2 separate regions of the Mus musculus genome follow, and region 2 is linked to region 1. A link is a loop called in an ENCODE intact Hi-C map of the cell type or tissue named here. Cell type or tissue: left cerebral cortex. All regions are shown on one strand. Links, peaks and the distances in the headings refer to the core of each region. The heading gives the core; the rest is flanking DNA.

What was found. Peaks named below come from ENCODE experiments on the same cell type or tissue, not always from the same donor. Only the 100,000 strongest peaks of a DNase experiment are listed, where the experiment ranks them.
Region 2: it touches region 1 in a loop (2.9-fold over the local background); 3 of 42 quality-filtered maps call a loop at or near these places.

What each region holds. Positions count from the first base shown.
Region 1 is chr9:66,643,791-66,648,182 of GRCm38, reverse strand. No RefSeq gene overlaps it. Among named protein-coding and RNA genes, the nearest start is that of Usp3, 53 kb to the right of the region's middle. In left cerebral cortex, for the core only: a CTCF peak has its summit at 1,766 (motif pointing left); a DNase peak (open chromatin) is centred at 1,764.
Region 2 is chr9:66,978,608-66,982,999 of GRCm38, reverse strand. No RefSeq gene overlaps it. Among named protein-coding and RNA genes, the nearest start is that of Lactb, 5.3 kb to the right of the region's middle. In left cerebral cortex, for the core only: a CTCF peak has its summit at 2,309 (motif pointing right); DNase peaks (open chromatin) are centred at 1,783 and 2,338.

The sequences.
Region 1 (4,392 bases), core at 245-4,244:
CTGGAAACCACTAATCTACCTCTGCCTCTATGAATCTGCCTACTCTGGGCATTTCAGATAAGCAGAATCATGTGATGTGTGGTCTTTCCAATGAGCATCTTGCAGTCGATAGAATGTTTTGGGGATTCATCCATACTACAGGCACCAGGACTTCACTCCTTCCTGCCAGGTAACATACTGGGTGTTCAGATGTTTGCCTTCTAATTAGTCATTCGTGAGCTGATGGGTGTTTGGACTGCTCCCACCTTTTCCCTGTTATGGAGAAGGAGAACAAGCTTTTATGTGGACATACGTGCTCATTTGAAACATTGATTTTGCTCAGTCATGTGGTGACCTCACGTTACGCTTACTGGGTGAAATACCGTGTCATTTTTTCAGAGAATATGCTCACTACTGTTTCTGATCTCTTCCTGAATTTGGACAAGAACACAACCAAGTCAGAGAGAGCTGGGAAGGAATGAAAAAGAAGAGGTGAGAAACAGCTGCTTCGGTGACCTTCAACCCAAACCACAGCAGCTGTCTAGGCCCAGAAGAGCAGTCGAAAGAGGAATTTGACACGAATGCAGAGAAAGCGGGTGTCTGGGGCTTGCTGCTGCTGATTGAACAGAACGAAGGACTCTAGTTCAAATCTCTTCTTGTACTACCTCACTGAGTGACCTTGGGCAGGGCCTGTCTCGCTCTGGGTTCTTTGGTTTCCCATGTATGGATCTACTGTGCACCTTATTCTTCTGTGACCCACCCTTACTGCCCCCATGGCTCTGGCTTGAGCTATTCAGGTGTCGCGATGTGCTTTGGGGATTGACAGAACGGCCACGGAGCTGCTGGGATCACACGTATACCTGGAGATGAGTGAAGACAGCTTCCCGGTTATCTACTCCATAACCAACAAGAGCCTTGCATCCCAGCAACAGGATGCTCTGCACTGCGGACTGTCAGTCAGGGTGGGGACCCAGATCTTGGTCACTGCACAAACGAGAGAGGAACACTAAACAACAGTGGCTGCCCCTGGGCCACAAGTTCAGACTTTTCTCCGAGGAGTCCCACTTGCTTTACTGCAGGAGAGATGCAGTTATTCCACTCCACTGTTTTCTCTTCCCAGACAAACCAGAAAACTACCCTTTCAGCGATTTCTATTTAGTGGGACTGTTTGAATTCCAAATGAGAAAGCAGCGGTGAGGTCTTTAAAAGATCATCAGCAAGGATCCAGCTCTGTCTTGTTTCCAAAGATAGAGTCCAAGCAGGTGAGGGCAAGCTAATGTCTGCTGATCCTTGCTACGTGCCAAACACTGTGGAACTTGATAATTCGTTCTCATCTCGTCTTACCCTTAATAGACTGTAAGATAGTGATGTTAGTCTTGCAAGAAAATGGAGGCAAGAAGCAGGAAGGCATCAGGCTAGCTGTCAGCTAATAGAGCTGGAAAGGTAAAACAAGACACCCTCCGTGGGTCCTGTGGCTTTGATCATTTGTGGACACTAGAGCCACATCAGCTGCCTGCCACAGTGGTTTGGGGCATGTCTCTACCTTAGCAGTGAGAAGAGAGGTAACCTGGAGCCTCCAAAAGTCAAGAAGGAATTGGGAGGATTCTAAGAAAGGAGAGAGCATGATGGGAATGGGGGATTTGAAAGGGCCAGAAGGACAGTTCCATCTTGTCAGGAGCAGATGAGCCTGGCCTGCCTCTGTAGCTCGCAGTGAGGCAAGGGTGCCCCACACCAGAGCTGGACACAGAGGAGCCTGGCTGCAGAGAGCTCACACGTGGTGCGAAGGCGCCCCCTAGGGGCCTGCTGGCTTTGCAGAGCCCAGGATACAAGGTCTGGCTCCTGAAGCCTTTCTGCACAGGGAAAAGGCCCCGTAGAATCAAAATAAAATGTAGGACCTCTAAAACCCAGGAAAGACGTGCAGAAAGGCTCAGGAACCCACCCGACAGTACCATCCTAAGAAAGACATTTGGTACTGTGACTTTGAGGAAAGAAAATCTAGAAGTTATCTTTAGAACTTCAGGTTTAAAAGAAAAACACATATAAGACTCTAAAAGTGATTGAGGTCCGCAGCTCTAACAAGAACGTGTATCCAACAAAGCCGTCATACAGCAGATAAGAAGGCAAGCCAGAGGCCGGGCGGTGACCAACACAGCCGCTACAGTTGGTGACTACAATATGCAAAGAGCAGCCACAAATCCACCAGCACAAAAATAGACACACAACGTTTACAATGGGGAAAGTGGGGGGCGCGTTGCTTTTTAACACAATCTCAATTGTTCAATTTTATCAATGAAGACTCGGAAGCCAGATGCTGAGGTGAAGTCCTGCTAACTCAGAGAGGCAGAGAAAACACACAGCTGACCGTCCTCCTCAGCCAATGTCTCACTGGGAATCCTGTCTTGCCCACCTGCTCAAAAACCTTCCTTCAAACTCAACGTCCCTCCCTTCTCCTTCCTGGGTGTCTCTCTAGCTCTCCTCCTGACTCCCTATTTTACTCACTATGGTTTTTTCTTAATCCTATGTTCACTTCCTGTCAGCTGGCTGTTTGCTCTGCCTGAGTTCTGTAAAGCTGTCCACGTCTGTAATTCCTGGACTTCCATGAGACAGTGGGTCAGAGACAAGAGAACCCACAGACTCTTGAGCAGCTAGGCTGGCACACATGTTGCCAAGGAGACCTTGTCTTGAGGTGAAAGGAGGGGACTGACAGAGGTTGTATTGTGACCTCCACACTTACTCCACAGTACACGTGTGTGCACACTCAAAGCACACCTGTAGTCCCAGCACTGAGGAGGCTGAGAAAGGAAGACCATGAGGTAAAGGTCGGTCTGGTCCCTTATCAATAAATAATCAATAATAAAATCGAGGGGCCTGAAGAGAGCTCAGCAGTTAGGACTGCTTACTGCTCTTGCAGAAGAGTCAGTTCCAGCGCTCAGCACCCACGTAGGTAACTCACAACCCTCTATAACTTCAATTCCAGCGAATATGACACCTCTTTTGACCTCCTCCAGCACCAGGCACATGCATGTTGCACATACATATTATGCAGACAAGGCTCATACATATAAAACAAAAAAATGAATCATTTTAAAATTAGGGAAAGGTCAAAGCAGGGATTTCAACCATGCAAAAATATAAAAGTAACACAGAAGATGCTCAACCCCTTTAGCAACAAGAAAAATGCAAGAGAAAGCCAAAATGAGATGCAGACCCACAACCACCCAGCTGGTGGTAGATGGAAATGGGCAGCGCCAAGCAAGGCGGCCGTGCAGAACAAGGAACGTTCCTGTGCGCTGTTGGGGAGAGCATAGCTGGTACAGCCACTAGCAGCAGCTCTGCGTGATCTGGTAAAATCAAAAACATGCATGTCACAGGAGCCAGCAGCTTCACATCTAGATAAATACTCTTGCATGCAGCCAAAGACATAAACAACCATTATCGCAACCCCAAACTGGAAGTTACCAAAACCTCCCTTCTCTGTAGGAGGAAGAGGTCACAGTACATTCCCACAGCCAGATACTACTATGCTACATGACGGGCGAGCCACAGCTGGGGGGTGCAAGCATCCTTTGTTTTGTTTTTGTTTTTGTTTTTGTTTTTCAAGGCAGGGCTTCTCTGTGTAGCCTTGGTTGTGGTTGTTCTGGCACTCACTCTGTGGACCAGGCTGGCCTCAAACTCAGAGATCCTCCTGCCTCTGCTACAATTCCATCCTCTTGATGGAAGCTCAGGGAGTGAAAAAACTAAACAATGCAGTGCCTGGCGGTACTGCTGTGGGCGATGATGCTCCTTTTAAAAAGCAAGGGGAACTGATGACATGGCTCAGTGGGTAAGACAGCTTGCTCTGGAAGTGTGAGAACCAGAGGACCTGAGCTTGAATCCACCACACCAAGGCTAAAAGGCTCCTGTTCCTGTAACACCGGTACTGGGCAGGCCAGACTGATGTAGAATGCTCGTAACTGAAAAACTCAGCCCAAAAAAAAAAAAAAAAATCGCAAACCTCAGCTTCAGGTTCCGTGAGAGACTCTCATCTCTACACGTGTATAGGTGTGCAGATCTGTGCACTTCAGGCATCCAACACACACATACCACACACACACACACACACACACACACACACACACACACACATTTAAAGGAAGAACTAGAGATAGGAAAGGACAGGAAAGCACTAAGGAGAAGCACATCAGGCACTTTCTAGGCACTAGGAGTATTTTAGGGGACTAGGGAGGTGGCCTAGTGGACCAGGCAGGTGTGAAGTTCTTGCTTCACAGGCATGAGAACCAGAAAGATCCACATAAAAAGAGAAGAATAAAATCATCTGTCTGCAACCCCAGCACTGCAGGAGGAGACAGGAGGGTTGGTGGGGCTTGCAGCAGCCAGCCTAATTCAGGCTCAGCAAGAGACCCACTGCAGAGG
Region 2 (4,392 bases), core at 165-4,164, 330 kb before region 1:
CAGCTTTGGCTGAGCAGGCTGGTCAATGAGCTCTAGAAAGTCATCTGTCTCCACCTCCCCCGTGCTGGGACTACAGATGCACAGGCCATGTCTGCCAGCTTTTTTTTTTTTTAATAATGATTTTTTAAAGATTTATTTATTTATATTATGTATATTAGTACACTGTAGCTGTACAGATAGTTGTGAACCTTCATGTGGTTGTTGGCAATTGAATTTAGGGCCTCTGCTCGCTCCTGTCAATCCCACTTGCTCTGGTCGGCCCTACTCGTTCAATCCTTGACTGCTCCGACCCAAAGATTTATTTATTATTATAAATAAGTACACTGTAGTTGTCTTCAGACGCACCAGAAGATCTCATTTCAGGTGGTTGTGAGCCACCATGTGGTTGCTGGGATTTGAACTCAGGACCTTCGGAAGAGCAGTCAGTGCTCTTAACCTCTGAGCCACCTCTCCAGCCCCCATCCAGCTTTTTATGTGTGTGGGTGGTGGGGAGCTGAACTCGGGTCCTTGTGTTTGCACAGGAAACACTTTGCTAACTGAATGATCTACCCAGCCCCATTCTTTGTTTTTGATCCACAACAACAACAACAGCAACAACAACAACTCCTTTCTATTTTCCCAGAAGGTAAATGTGTCCGAGGCTATAGGAGAGGTGACCTGACTGAATGACCAAGCTTTACCCTGCTCAGTCATCAGTGAAATCATGAGGCCCACAAGGCCTGCAGTACAGGCAGAGTACACTGGCGGCCGTCTCTACGGAATCCATTACAGAATCCACTGGCCTGTGTGGAGAGGACCCGGAGTCTAGTGAGGTCCTCAGGGTTCAGCTCAGTTCTGAAGAGTTTCCAAATTCCCACGATGGCAGAGAGGATGCACTCACAGTCCTTGGTGACTTTCTTTCGAAGGGTCATTAAGACAGTTCAAGAAAAGACTATTTATTCTCTAAGTTTCCATCTAGGAGCAGAACAGACTGGCTCCTCCAGTGATTGAAACTGAATCCTTATTTGGTCTTTAACCACTGGGCGTCCACCAAATAATTAAACAGAGAGCTTGATAGGAAGACATGCTGTGGGTGGAGGGAAGCCTGTGTGAACGTGTTTAACTGGAGGGCAGCCCTTGTGTGAAGCAGAGCTACTAAAGAATATTGGTTCCTGGCAAACCTTTTCTTTTCTTTTGGCTTGTTTTATTTTATTTTGTCTTGAGACAGAATCTGGCTATACAGCGGTGCTGGGTGTTTTGTTATTGTTTGTTGGTTTTGTTTTGTTTACAATTAGTACAAGCCTAGACACATCTGGGAAGTGGGAACTTTGATTGAGGAATTATCTGGGGGAGGGGGAAGTAATTGACTGGTGTGGGGGGCACTCAGCCCACTGTGGATGGCACCACCCCTGGGCAGGTGGTCCTGGGTGGTATAAGAAAGCAGGCTAAACAAGCCATAAGAAGAAAGCCAGTAGACAGTGCTCCCCTAGGAGCACCTGAGCACCTGTGCTTCAGTTCCTGCCTCCAGATCCCTGCCTTGAGTTCCTGCCTTGGCTTCCCTCAGTGATGGACTGTGTGGCCTGTAAGTCAAATAAACCCTTTCCTCCCCAAACTGGTTTTGGTCAGGTTTTGTTGTTGTTGTTGTTGTTGTTGTTGTTGTTTTTTTGTTGTTTTTTTGTTTTTTGTTTTTTAATCACAAAGCAGCAGAAACCAAATTAGGACAGTGACTCATGTGGGCCTTGAGTCTGAAATCCCCCCCCCTGCCTTAGCCTCCTAGGGAAGTTAAAACTTGAAAATGTTCCAGAGTTGTCCTCCTGTTCTGTTGTGGGGTATAACTGCCTTGGCAGCACATACACTAAAATTGGAACAACACAGAGAATATAAGCAAGGACAACACTCAAGGATGATATTCGTGGTGTTAACATTTATTTTTGAAAAGTGTGCTGATTTATATACATATATACATATGATTTACATACATATATGTATATAGACCAGCACAATTTTCATGTATATGAATATATATTATGCGTGCATGCACACACACGCACACGCGCACACACGCACACACACACCTAAAATGTCCAGAAGCAGATACTGATGTCACTACAGCTGCAAAATGCAAACATTTGGATGATAGAGCACTGGGCATTCACTCTCAGTAGGTCTTTGCTCTTTCCCTGTGGTAATTTTAGAAACAAGTATCAAGCTGAAGCCTGGGGTCACACCCTCCTCACCACTCCTCACACGGCATCTTATCTTATTTTACTTTTGTATGTATCTGTAATTATTATGTGTATGTCTGTGTGTCTCCGAGTATGGATTTCTGCATGAGTGCAATGCCCACAGAGACCAGACGAGGGCGGCATATCCTTGAAAATGGAGTTGTAGGATGGCCTCCACTGCCCGGTATGGGATTGGAAACTGAATTTAGAGCCTTTGTGAGAGCAGTTACATAGTCTTAACTGCTGGTCCATCTCTCCAGCTCATTGTTTCTGTTTTCAGTAAAATGTCTACTCACTTGATCTCCTTTTCATGTTGTAGTACATTTAACCTTCACAGCAACCTGTAATATAGTTATAGTGAGGTTACAGATAAAGTGACGACTAGGTTTATCATCAGGATTCAGACCCGCCAAGACAAAGCAATCTGGAGCTTTATATATGGGGAGAGAAATGCAGAGGCGAAGCTGTGCCTTCAGAGGGTTGCCACCTAGATCCGAACAGCTGGCACAACAGAGAAGGCACAGAAGATCAAGGCAGAGGAAACAGTTGGCTGGTTCTGACCAGTGACGTCTACGGGAAGACACAAGACCCGAGCTGAGCTTTGAAGGTTGTGTAATATAGCCTTATTAAGGACAGTACTTGAAGGGACACATTATGAGACTGATCAGGGTTTTTTTTTATTGCATTTTTAAACTTAACCTTATTTGGAAATAATTGTATATTCACATGCCCTGGTAAGTAATAAAATTTATTACTTATAGATCCCATAACTGTTTTAAAAAGACAAATTGGGGGGCTGGTGAGATGGCTCAGTGGGTAAGAGCACCCGACTGCTCTTCCGAAGGTCCGGAGTTCAAATCCCAGCAACCACATGGTGGCTCACAACCATCTGTAACAAGATCTGACTCCCTCTTCTGGAGTGTCTGAAGACAGCTACAGTGTACTTACATATAATAAATAAATACATCTTTAAAAAAAAAAGACAAATTGGTAACATTTAAAAAAAAAAAAACTACAGTAAAGTACCATAGCTAAGACGGTAACATAAATAGAATCTATTAATGTAATTCAGGTTGCCCCGGTTTCTCTTCTACTCTTTGTGTACTTGTGTTTCTATGACAATTAATGACCAGTAAAGCCTGTGTCCTACTCCACAGACAAGCTGAACAGGCCTGTCACCTCCATGATCCTTCACCTCAGCCTTTTAAACTGTACTTAGCACACTTCTCTCCTTCCCCCACCCCAGTCCCCGACTTCATTGTAACCCACTAGTGGCTTCTTCATTTTGTCATTCAATACTGTTATAGAAATGGGAAGGTGGGGGCAAAGAGATGGCTCAGTGGTTCAGAACAGTTGTTGCTCTTGCAGAGGACCCAGGTTCAATTTCCGGGACCCACGTGATGGCTCACAATAGCTATAACTCCAGTTGCAGGGAACCTGACCCTCTCTTTGGACTAGGCACACACATCGTGCACATACACACATACAGGTATGACATTCACACATATAAAGTAAAATAAAATTAATATTTAAAAATATAAAATAAATGGGCAGGAGATCCAGCCCTGATGGTGCACACACGTAATCTCAGCACTTGTAACATTAAGGCAGGAGGTTAGAGTTTGAGGACTAGCTGGGGTACTTAGTGAATTCCAGGCCAACCTGATCCTATCTCAATCAATCAATCAATCAATCAAATAGTGGGGCTGGAGAGATGGCTCAGTGGTTGAGACTACTTGCTGTTCTTGCAGAGTATCCAGGGTTTGGTCCTCCTGACTCTCTGTCACTCCAGTTCTAGGGGATTTGATCCTCTCTTCTGGCCTCCATGGGCACCCCAGGCTAGCGCCTACATACACTTAGGCATACGCATACACATAAAGGAACATAGTGAGTGTAGAAGCTTTGAATAGACATTACTCTATATGAAGATGTGTGTGCTGCTTTAATATCCAGGACATTGAATTCATAATGGTTCTTTTTAAATTCCATTGACCATCAGTGCAATAGCAATTAGACATGACTAGTTGCTGAATATATTTCTCCATTGACCTACTTAGAAAAAGTAACTTCCTGTCTTTCCAGAGGAGCAGGTTCGATACCCAGCACCCACATGGCAGCTAATAACTGTCTGTAGCTACATTTACAAGAGGATCCACCCCCTCTCTGGCCTCCATGGGTACTGCATACA